Linked DNA regions of Homo sapiens: region 2 is linked to region 1. Evidence: chromatin loops called from intact Hi-C (ENCODE). Cell type or tissue: mammary epithelial cell. All regions are shown on one strand. Each heading gives the region's core, and the rest is flanking DNA. Links, peaks and the distances in the headings are about the cores only.

Evidence for each region. A loop is a pair of places that touch in the nucleus more often than their neighbours do. Peaks named below come from ENCODE experiments on the same cell type or tissue, not always from the same donor. Only the 100,000 strongest peaks of a DNase experiment are listed, where the experiment ranks them.
Region 2: a loop joins it to region 1, with 2.5 times the contacts of the local background. A loop is called at or near these places in 4 of 110 quality-filtered maps.

What each region holds. Positions count from the first base shown.
Region 1 is chr6:42,072,376-42,078,358 of GRCh38, forward strand. It overlaps TAF8 (TATA-box binding protein associated factor 8), which reads left to right. Exons shown (of 9, transcript NM_138572.3): 8 at 4,725-4,864; 9 at 5,158-5,983. The coding sequence ends at 5,170. Among named protein-coding and RNA genes, the nearest start is that of TAF8, 25 kb to the left of the region's middle. In mammary epithelial cell, for the core only: a CTCF peak has its summit at 3,322 (motif pointing right); a DNase peak (open chromatin) is centred at 3,326.
Region 2 is chr6:42,138,678-42,144,660 of GRCh38, forward strand. It overlaps C6orf132 (chromosome 6 open reading frame 132), which reads right to left and starts at 3,943. Exons shown (of 5, transcript NM_001164446.3): 1 at 3,623-3,943. The coding sequence starts at 3,767. RefSeq lists an enhancer at 2,518-3,197. In mammary epithelial cell, for the core only: a CTCF peak has its summit at 3,557; DNase peaks (open chromatin) are centred at 1,474, 3,514, 4,154 and 4,394; H3K4me3 peaks cover 2,775 bases; H3K27ac peaks cover 3,375 bases.

The DNA of each region.
Region 1 (5,983 bases), core at 331-5,330:
GTATGGTGACAATCCCTCCCATCCTGTTCCCTGTTACCCACTTTCCCTCCCACAGAGCAACTGTCTCACCAGCCTCTTATGTAGCCTTCTAGAGACATTTTTTTAAATTGTTATTTTGAACTGAAACAGCAGATCACAAACTGTTCTCTTCTTGCTTTTTTCCTGGCTGTATCTTGGCGGTCATTCCACATCTGTAAGGGAGGAGGCGCATCGTTCCTCACAGCTACTTTATCTTCCATTGTATGGATGTAACCATTTAATTTATCTAGTCCCCCATGAACACTTAGGTTGTTTTCTGTCTTTACCATTTACAGACATTGTTATAGCAAAGTAAATAACTGGTTTTTTTGTTTGTTTTTTTTTTTGAGACCGAGTCTCGCTCTGTCACCCAGGCTGCAGTGCAGTGGCGTGATCTCGGCTCGCTGCAAGCTCCGCCTCCCGGGTTCATGCCATTCTCCTGCCTCAGCCTCCCCAGCAGCTAGGACTACAGGCGCCCGCCACCACGCCCGGCTAATTTTTTTGTATTTTTAGTAGAGGCGGGGTTTCACCGTGTTAGCCAGGATGGTCTCGATCTCCCGACCTCGTGATCCGCCCGCCTCAGCCTCCCAAAGTGCTGGGATTACAGGCGTGAGCCACCACGCCCAGCCAATAACAGGTATTTTAAATTATTATTTTATCTCTTGATGAGAGTGCACCTCTCAAGGTCTGTTGTTAGGCAGTACATTATTTAACCTGGTTCTAGTTTCTCCATGTACTTGAACATAAAGGAGCTATTCATTTTAAATTCATGTATAATTTAAATTCATGTATAATAGATTCTTTTCTCACACATTTGAACCAGCTGCTCTCTGCAGCCAACCCAGATATCTAAGCTTTTACTCTTTTATGAAAAATATACCAGTCACTCACTCAACCAGTGTTTATTTAGCACCTAGTATGTGCCAGATATTTTTTCTGGCTGCTTGGGATAAAGCAGTGAGAAAAACAAAGAAAACCTCTGCCTTTTAGGAGCAGAGTTTGGCTGTGGGAGAATGATACCAAACACAATATATGACTAAATCGTTGCATAGTATATCAGAAATGAAAGTGCTGTGTGGGGGAAAAACAGTAGGGGAAGATCCAGGGTGAGGAGGAGTCTTCAGTTTTTAAGTGGGGTGCTCGGAGTAGGCATTACTGAGAAGGGGATATCTGAGCAGGAGCTTGAAATGGGTGAGGGAGTGAGCCATGTGGATATCTGGGGAAGAGTGTTCTGGCAGAGGGAATGGGCAGTGCAAAGGCCCTGTGGAATAGTGAGTGGCTTGTGGGAGGGAGGGTCAGATTGGGTAGGGCCTTGTAGGCTATTTTAAGAGCTGGCTTTTAACTAAGAGAGATGGGAGTTGTGGGAGGGCGTGGAGCAGAGGAGGGATGTTTCTGAGCTTCTTAAAGCACCACTCTGATGGCTCGGTAAGAACGGACTAGAGAGATCAGTCAGGAAGCTGTCGCTATAGCCTAGGCGAGAGGCAGTGGTGGGCCCAAGTAGAGTGGTTGCCACAGAGGTGGTGGAAGTGGTCAGTGCCTGCCTGAATTTTGAAGGTAAGTCCAAGAGGCTGTGCTAACAGATTGGGTATGGGATGTCAGTGAAGGAAAAGGAGTGTGCCAGGTGTGGTGGTGCATGCCCATAGTTGCAGTCACTTGGGAAGCTGAGGCAGGAAGATTGAGCCCAGGAATTTGAGTCCAGTTTTGGGCAACATAGTGAGACCCTGTTTAAAAATAAAAGAAAGAAAACAAGCAAGAATGACCACAGAGTTTGTGACTCGAGCCATTAGAAGGATGGAGTTGCCATCACTTGTGATGGGAGGGACTGAGAAGCGCCGTTTACACCACAGGGGAAGGTCCCCAATTCAGACTTAGGTGCCTGAAGTCTGAACTGCCTACCTGATACCCCAGTGGAAATGCTGAGTGAGCAGCTGGCTGCATGAGCCTGGAAGTCGGGAGAGGTTAGGGCTGGCATTGTACTCCAGGGAGCTGTTGGCGTAGAGATGGCACTGAGAGCTGGGAGACTGGATGCAGTCACCACAGAGGGTGTAGGCCTTGCTAGAGCTCACAGGCAATTCAGGGAGCTCCTGACGGACCATTCTGCTCCCACTTTTTTTTACAAATCTCTGGGTCAGTTTGACACTTTACTTTTTTGTTTTTTTGAGACAGAGTCCCACTCTGTCGTCTAGGCTGGAGTGCAGTGGCACAATCTCGGCTCACTGCAACCTCCAACTCCCGGGTTCAAGCGACTGTCTTGCCTCAGCCTCCCAAGTAGCTGGGATTATAGGCGCCTACCACCATGCCCGGCTGATTTTTTTGTATTTTTAGTAGAGGCAGGGTTTCACCATGTTGGCCAGGCTGATCTCGAACTCTTCACCTCAGGTGATCCACCTGCCTTGGCCTCCCAAAGTGCTAGATTACAGGCGTGAGCCACCACGCCTGGCCTACTTTTTTTTTTTTTTTTTTAACTGGCTGACTTCCCCACCCCTAACCATCTCAGTGCTGCCTGTCCCTGAAGGGGACATTTCTATGAGGCCTGCTTGGGAGAAGGAAGCCTGCCGTCCTGCTCTTGTGAGCCACGGTGGGCCGAATGGAGGGAGCCTCTTGACCCTCCAGCAGTGTCTTGAGGCTGGCGTTTTCAGCACCTCTAACAGTGTTACCTCCATGTGTATCTCAGAAAACATTGAAGGCACGGTTGAAGTGAGCTTCCAGTAACTTTGAAGATAGGCTGTCTACTGTAGAGAAATGATAGGATGGACGGAGCGAGGAGATACTACTCATTTGTACCATTAGGAACTTCAGAAAGGTTGGATGCCAGATACCCAAGGGAGGTCTGGTTGTGGGCAGACCTTTTTTCCGGCACCTGGTCTGGCCTGAACTAGGTTGGTCCTGCAGCACTTGCTTTCAAGAGTCTCTGGAAGGCCCCAGTGGCTCTGGGTCACCTTGTGGTCCCACTGGATTGGGTGCTGGAGAGGGAAAACACACAGGCCCTGATACTGGGCCAATGGAACTGTGTCTTTGAAGAGAACAATTGATAGGACAGGGAGAGGGCACGCAGGGGAACCTAGATGTGATCTGGTTTCTTCTGGCTCATTAAACCTGAGACTGGTGTCCATGCCCTAGGCCAGCTGTCCTGTCAGGGGAACCTGCTATTTATTTCATGCCATCCGGTCATGGCATCCTCTGTCTGTTTTGACAGCAGCCTCTCCTGCTTGAGGTCAGTGAGGGCCTCTTTAGCCTCAAGTTGCAGAACAGGAATCTCAATGACTTCTTCCCCGTGGAAGAACTTCTTCCCCTTGGCCCATCACCAGGGGGCGCAGCCCGACCAAACGTGGAAAATAAAGGAGGCTGTGAATAAAGACAGGATAACTGACTGCTCATACTTCCAGAACAGTTTTTAAAATGTCAGCATATTACCTTTTTTTCTGTGTCTATACACAACTGTGACTTTTTAAGAATTTTGATCATACTGATTACATGTGAACTTACAAACTTTTCTGAAAAAACACATTTTTCTCAAAAAATGAACAGTAAAGCGGCCGGGCGCGGTGGCTCACGCCTGTAATCCCAGCACTTTGGGAAGCCAAGGCTGGCAGATCATGAGGTCAGGAGATCGAGACCATCCTGGCTAACATGGTGAAACCCCGTCTCTACTAAAAATAAAAAACTTAGCGGGATGTGGTGGCAGGCACCTGTACTCCCAGCTACTTGGGAGGCTGAGGCAGGAGAATCTCTTGAACCCAGAGGCGGAGCTTGCAGTGAGCTGAGATCACACCACTGCACTCCAGCCTGGGTAACAGAAGAAGACTCCATCTCAAAAAAAAAAAATGAACAGTAAAAAACCCTGCCTCGGAGTTCGAGACTAGCCTGGCCAACTGGTAAAACCCCGTCTCTACTAAAAATACAAAAATTAGCCGGGCGTCATGGCACATGCCTGAAATCCCAGCTACTTGGGAGGCTGAAGCAGGAGAATTGCTTGAACCCCGGAGACGGAGGCTGCAGTGAGCCGAGATCACGCCACTGCACTCCAGCCTGGGTGACACAGGGAGACTCCATCTCAAACAGGCAAACAAACAAACCCTGCCTCATAGGTTGCAGATAGGCATTACCAATGATGTGCATGTGCTGGTACCTGCTGGCTCTGCGTCCCTTAGTGGAACCCTCAAGGCTCAAGAAGTTTCTAGCCTGTGCTGGGATGTGATTGTTGGTACCATGTTGCAAGTACCAGAAATGTGAGGATTTGAGGGAGAAATCTGTTCTGACTTAGTCTATCTAGCTTGGCCAGGAGATGCGCTATGCAGATGATGTGTTCTGATCCTGTATCTCCCAGTCATGCAGGGCATCCAGGATCACTTTTCTTCTTCATCTCCCCACCTGGCCGGGCATCCTCCCTGAGGCATCTGAATTTGATTCCTGTCCCTCCCAGGTGTCTGTTCTTTCTAACCCCTGTCCCTGCCTTCTCCAGAGGTTCAAAACTCTGGACTCTGTTGTGTGCTCTCTTGGGTCAAGGCTGTTAGTCTTGCCTTCCCTTCATAGCCAGCCCCTGCCTGGTCCTCGCTTCATCGGGGCAGAGATAGGAATGTTGGAAAGAAGGTGCTTCCCAGGTTCTAATTTCTCAATTAGAGGATGCTAATGGTCATTCCAATTATAGGCATGATCTCTTTCCTTATGCTGTTGATGTTGTGCTTTATTTTGGCTTTTGCTCAAAGGAGGATTCTGGAGCCGAGAAGGAGAACACCTCTGTCCTGCAGCAGAACCCCTCCTTGTCGGGTAGCCGGAATGGGGAGGAGAACATCATCGATAACCCTTATCTGCGGCCGGTGAAGAAGCCCAAGATCCGCAGGAAGAAGTGAGTTGGAGGCTGGGGTCCAGAGAGCCTTCACTGTCCCACCGAGGTGGTCTTCTCTGCTTCTTGGAAGAGTCTCCTCAGTGGGGCGGAGCCTTGGGGAAAGCCACTCTGGTGAGAGGGAATAGTCTCCCTTTTCCTGTCCTTACTTGGCTCCCGTACATAGCTCTTGTTCCTTAGTGGTTGAGTGTCCTGCAGTCTAGGGACCAACCCTCACAGCACTGGAGCAGTTTTCCCCTAGAAGGAGAGCAGACAGGGCCCACACCAGGAGGCTCCATGGTTCCTCTTCTTTCTAGGTCCCTCTCCTGAGCTGAGAAGGAAACCTGGCTTGTACAGGGGCGCAGATTCCACCCTCCCGGGGAGTTAAAGCCACTCAAGGGAAGAAGAGGGTGACCTCCTCATGGCCAAGCCGAGGCTGCAGGGTGTGATCGGACATGATTTTCATGGCAAACCGTCTTATTAAGATGACCTATTTTCACTGGATGTTTGGGTTGAGGAAGATATGAACAGAATAATGAGAATTTTTTTTTTTATTTTGAGATGGAGTCTTACTCTATCACCCAGGCTGGAATGCAGTGGTGTGATCTCAGCTCACTGCAGTCTCAGCAACCCTGGGTCCAAGTGATTCTCCTGCCTTGGCCTCCCGAGTAGCTGGGACTAGAGGCAAGCGCCACCATGCTGGCTAATTTTTGTATTTTGAGTAGAGATAGGGTTTCGCCATGTTGGCCAGGCTGGTCTTGAACTCCTGACCTCAAGTGATCCACCCGCATTGGCCTCCCAAAGAGTTGCGATTACAGGTGTGAGCCACCACGCCCAGCTAATTTTTGTATTTTTAATAGAGATAAGGTTTCGCCATGTTGGCCAGGCTGGTCTTGAACTCCTGACCTCAAGTGATAACCCGCCTCGGCCTCCCAAAGTGCTGAGATTACAGGCGTGAGCCACCGCACCCCACCAGAGACTTTCTTAATCAATCAGGCTATGTGGTGGGGCATAGCAGCAGCCAGTGACTTCGTTCATTATCACAGGATTTGATTCCTTTGAAACTCAAGAGACCAGGGAAAGTGACAGGAAGGAAAGGGCTCTTTGCTGCTGTGCTTATTACAAGGAAGACTGTTTGTCCAG
Region 2 (5,983 bases), core at 444-5,443, 66 kb after region 1:
GTGTCCCATTGCTGGTGGCGGGTGCAGCGGTGGTAGATAAAGAATCTTGGCTCAGTTAATCCAAGATGCAAGGGAGGAGTCCTGAGTGACTGGCAGCTTTGTCTCCAGTAACAGCCCAGTCCTTTATCTTGGGATTTGCGAAGATCCACATCTCTGCTTTCTCATGCATTTAAACACACACACACACACACACACACACACACACTCGTGTGGCCTTGCTTGGGCTGGGAGAGGGCAGAAGACTTTGTTAGGATTGCAAATGCATTCAGTGAAGCCCTCCTAATTGCTGGAATACATATTAGAGAAATTCTGTAAAGAAAATTTTTTTGCTCATCACCACTCTCACATGACTGTTTGCATTTACCCGCTGTACCCAGCCTACCCTTGTGCAAACAGATTTTTACATGGCTGCAACCACAGAGCAAACAGTTGATTACTCCTTAATTCCCTTACACATCCCTACATTGATTTTCCTCCCTTCCATTCCACCGCCTGTTCTCTAAGGGCTGGATATCGCCAGCATCTCACCCCAGGCTTGAGGGGAATGTCACAGACTCAGGGGCCCTATGGAACTCTAATCCCACTCTCTCTGAGACTTTGAAATAGTCTTTTCATGGCTCAGTTTCCTCTATTCTACAGCAGTGTTAGGAAGAGGAGCTGAAGCAGGCAAGGGCAGGAAGTGCTCCATGCTGGGAACGATCCAATAATAAATCATGCCTTAGAGGAGGGGCCAGTAAACTTTTTCTGTACAGGGCCAGATAGTAAATATGTTAGCCTTTGCAGGCCATAAGGTCTCTTTTGTAGCTACTCAACTCTAGCCATAGACCATATGTAAATGAGGGGCATAGTTGGTTATGTTCTAATAAAACTTTATTCCTCAAAGCAGGCCATGGGCCAGAATGGAGCCAGGACTGTAGTTTGCCAATCCTTGCTTTAGAGCAAGCTTGTCCAACCCATGGCCCAACACAAATTAGTGAACTTTCTTAAAATATTATGAGGGGTTTTTTTTTGCGTTTTTTTGTTTTGTTTTTTAGCTCATCAGCTATTGTTAGTGTCAGTGTATTTTATGTGTGGCCCAAGACAATTCTTCTTCCAATGTGACCCAGGGAAGCCAAAAGATTGGACACCCTGTTTAGAGCTTTTTGTTTTAATGCTCTTCAAAGCACTACCATAAATACCGCTTCAGGCAGTTACCCTGCAGGCAGCCTGGACACTATCCCCTTTAACAGAAGAAAAAATTGAGGCCCAGAGAGTGCTTAGCCCTATGTATTGACAGAGACAGGATGCCAAGGCAGGGCTGCACCTGCATCCCATCACAGAATCCCCAACACTGGTCCCTCCTCTCCCTAACTCCAAGCAGAGCAGGGAGGACTTCTGCCACGCCCAGTGGCACCCCAGGGAACACCCCGGAAACACTGAGGCGCTGTTCTGCTGGGTGCATGATGTTTTCCATGGCTCCTTGTGCAGGCAAGACCAAGCTGAGTCAGCTGGAGGCCCAGCCCTGCCTTGAGGAACGGGAGGAGCTGTCCTTTGGACTCCAGCTCTGCCCAGGCTGATGAGGGCAGCAGCTGGCTGGAGATGACAGGGCACCAGGCCCTCTTCCCTCACCAGAGGTGCTGATGCCCACTAGCAGCCTGCACAGCCTAGGCAAAATGCAGAAGTGGCTGAGAGGCGTGGCTGAGAGGCATGGCTGAGGTCTCCCCTTGAGGGAGGAAGGGTGTGTGTGTGTGTATGTGTGTGGTATTTTCCAGGCAGATGCCCCTCAAGTAAACTTGGATCGCCTTCCTCTGCAGAGTTAATTCAGCAAACCCGCTAAGAGTGTGATCTCTGGAGCCTGACTGCCTGGATTCAAATACTAGTTCTGCCTCACAAGGGAGATTTTGGAGGTCATCGAAATGTTCTAAAACCAGATGGTGGTGATAATGGCACAACTCTGTGTAAATGGTCTACTAAAAATCATTGAATTGTGGACTTAGAAAAATGCTGCCTCCAGCATTGAAAGCTGTATGATCTTGGGCATATTACTTAACCTCCCTGTGCCTCAGTCTCCTCATCTGTCAAACAGGAATGACAATAATAGTGCCTGACTCTAGATGAGATTTCAATGAATCAGTAACACAAAGATTTTAGAATGGCATCTTGCACCTAAGAAGGGATTAATAAATGGTCTTTCCATGGTGCCTCCGTTGAGAGGGAAAGAAGTGTCCTGGCTCACAGGCACTTGCCTGCACACCTGTGTCTGGGAGTGCCTACACCATGCCTCCACTTGCCCTGCTCCTCCTGGTCTTTGCTTCTACTGTTTGTTTTGCCAGGAATGCCCTCTCCTGTCAGCTCGAATGCTAGTTCCACTCAGAGGTCATCTCTCTTCTTTGCTTTTATGCTTAATAATCATTTACAGCAAAGGCTCAGAAAGGGCTAAATGGCATATGGTTAGTTCTGTTCACCCCCTGATCTGATATCTTTGTGCCAGGAAGAGGCGACACTTTGTCCGTCCTGCTCCTATCCATGGTGCCTTGTGTCCTGGCTGTGGCAACCTGCATGCTGAACTGAGTCCAACAGCAGGCACCAAGGCTATGACATCCACTGTGGGTCCCAGCACAGTGGCTATAAAGATCAGTGAAGATAATATGGTGAGAATGAAGGCAGGCAAGCTAAAGCAGTGATGGGTGACCTTCCTTGGGCCCAGAAGCCCCCTGCCCCCCCAACCTGGGCGTTCCAGAGCCACATGTCATACACAAGAAATGGATTTCTGTCTCCAGCCGCTGGCTTCCCCTAGTTATAGAGAATACAAATTGCAAAACGATGCAATGATAAGATGACCCACAGCCAGAGCCTGGGGATGAGCCAAGGCGGTGCTTTTAGAGGCCTGCAGAGACACACCAGTCTGATTCCAGGGTCAGCGGCAGCTGGCAGTCAGGGAGAGGGTTCCTTGGCCTCCACTGTCCCATTTCTGGCTCCTCGGTCTTAGCCCAGAGACAGCCCAGGTCCCAGGTTGAACTGGCAGGAGCCTGTGGCCCCAATAAGTGACTTGGTGTCACAAACAGGCTGGTAACCTGGTAGCAGCTGCGCCTGTTGTTTTTTCCTGGGCCTCACCTAGCCAGAGCCAAGTTTGTGAGCACCCAGATAGCAGGCCCCTCTCTGCCACGTGGGCTTGGGAAACAGGGAGTGCAAAGGGTGAGGGAGGAGTTCTTAGCCCCTTAGCCCCCAGTTCTTCAGGAACACTTTTGCTTCAGCCAGAATGGGGGTGTAGCGGTGGGGGTCGGGGGAGATATCGCAAACCTCCGGAAGCCTTTCCGCTAACAGTAACACAAGCATAGGATTCGCCAAGAGGGGGAATTAAACACCTCCGAATAAGGCCTGGGGTCAGAGGTGGGGGCGGCAAAGTTCTCCCACCTCCCCGTGGTGGTGGGGGGGGTCCCCTCGTTCCCCACACCTCTCTCACCGCACAGCCCTTCCCAGACACCCCTGTGCGGTGCCTCCTCCCCTGCCCGGCGGCTGCTCTCGGCCAGTCCGCAGGTTCCAACGTGTCCCTCCCCTCCGCGCCTCCAGGAGACAGCACCGCCGGCCCTGCCCCAGCGCCCTCCGTCCCCGCCCCAGCGCCCTCCGTCCCCGGAGTACTCACCGAAGCCCCCGGTCCCCTCCTCCGGGGCCTCCTGGGTGAAGATCCAGGGCGGATTGGTGGCGTAGAGGGAGGTGCTGGGGGTCGTGGTGTGCTTCTTCCCGAAGAGTTTGCTGAAGGTGCCCTGCACCGTCTGCTTCTTTTTCATGCTGCCGCAGCCCGCGCGGGCGCCAGGGAAGGACCTTCCCTCCCTCGCCCTGCCCTGCCCCGGACTGAACTCAGCACGGTCTCCCCAGGGGACTCTACCAGGCCATGTCCCCCGCCGTCCTCCCCGCCCGCGCACCGGGCAACAGGTGCTGCGGGCGCCGCCGCTTGCCGGGAAATGCGAGCTACCTGGCCAGGTAAAAGGCAGCCGCTTGGCCGGGCCCCGCCCCGCCGCCGCCCAGCTCCCCAGGCCGCATTCCTTCCCGCCTCCTTCTACAACAGGCCATTGTTGGCACGGCCCGGTGGGCTGGGGACCTCGCCCGGCCCACGCCCAGCCTGGGAGACGGGCCACCCCCTCCCCCAGGTTCCTCCCTGCACGCCTCCTTCACCCCACTTCCCCCTAGTCCGGGAAAGGAGGCGGGTGAGTTTCCAGCCTCTCAAGGCGATTCGTGACCAGGTCAGTATGGGTACATCGGGGACAGCTCTAGTGTCCAACACGAGGGACATGGATGGCCAAAGCGAGCACGCCACGGCATCCTATAGCCCCTCAAATATGTGGGGCGTGAGGCTTCGGGGAACATCAGGAAGTGCCTGTAAGAGAAAAGTAAGCTGGGAAAAGCAAGAAAATGACAAACTAGTATACCAATCTGATGACGAGGGTGGAAAAACATCCTCATTGACAGGGCTCCGAAGAGAATGTGGGATGACGAAATCTTGGCATTCTGTGTCTGTACATCACATTGTTTTTCTTTTTCTTTTCTTTTCTTTTCTTTTTTTTTTCCTTTGGACGGAGTCTCGCTCTGTTGCCCAGGCTGGAGTGCAGTGGCGCCATCTCGGCTCACCGAAACCTCCCGGTCTCGGATTCAAGCGATTCTCCTGCCTCAGCCTCCCGAGTAGCTGGGATTACAGGCACGCACCACCACGCCCGGCTAATTTTTGTATTTTTAGTAGAGACAGGTTTTCACCATGTTAGCCAGGCTGGTCTGGAACTCCTGACCTCGTGATCTGCCGGCTTCGGCCTCCCAAAGTGCTGGGATTACAGGCGTCGGCCACCGCGCCTGGCCCACATTCTTTTTTTTCTGTGAAGTTAAGTGAATATAATTTTTGAAAACCTAAAGTGGGTAGAGCCCACTTAGGGTTGGGTTCACTCTCCAGGGAGACAAACAGTGGTACTTTAAGGCACTTAGGGTAACATCCTAGCCAAGCCAGGGGTGGCTATCCACGGGGGAAATTTCCTCCGATGAGGAGGGGGAGAGCCTGCGTGAAGATGCTGAGAGCAGAGGTGCAGGCCAAGTGGGTGGAGTTTGATGTTTTCTGGGCAGCAGGGGGCATAGGCTGGTGCAAGTTGCCATTTCTGCTGAGCTTCCGGGGGACAGGGCCCACTGCCACATTTCCCCTCAGTTTCCCCCAGATCTTACACCAAAGGCGTTTTCCCTCAACTTTTCACTCTGAAACATTTCAAACCTTCAGAGAACTTACAAGAATTGTACAATGACCACCTGTGTACCCTTCTCCCTGGATTCACCAATTGTTAACTCATTGCTAAATTCATCCCTCTCTCTCTCTGTCTCTCTCTCTCCCGGATTCTTTTCCTTTTCATTTTGCTGAAGCTTGGAAGTTGTAGATACCGTGGCCCATTTCTTAGCCTCCCCCAGTACTTCAGCATCGATGTCTAAGAGTAGGAACATTCTCCTACATGGCCACAATACAACTGTCACACTCAGGAGATCTAACATTGCCAGGCACGGTGGCTCACGCCTGTAATCCTAGCACGTTGGGAGGCCAAGGCAGGTGGATCACTTGAGGTCAAGAGTTTGAGACCAGCCTGGCCAACATGGTGAAACTCCGTCTCTACCAAAAATATTTAAAAAATCAGCTGGGCGTGGAAGTGTGTGCCTGTAATCCCAGCTACTAGGGAGGCTGAGGCAGAAGAATCACTTGAACCCGGGAGGCAGAGGTTGCAGTGAACCAAGATCATGCCATTGCACTCCAGCCTGGGCAACAAGAGTGAAACTCCGTCTCAAAAAAATTAAAAAACAGGCCAGGTGCGGTGGCTCACGCCTGTAATCCCAGCACTTTGGGAGGCCGAGGCAGGTGGATCATGAGGTCAGGAGATCGAGACCATCCTGGCTAACACGGTGAAACCCCGTCTCTACTAAAAATACAAAAAAAAAATTAGCCAGGCGTGGTGGCGGGCACCTGCAGTCCCAGCTACTCAGG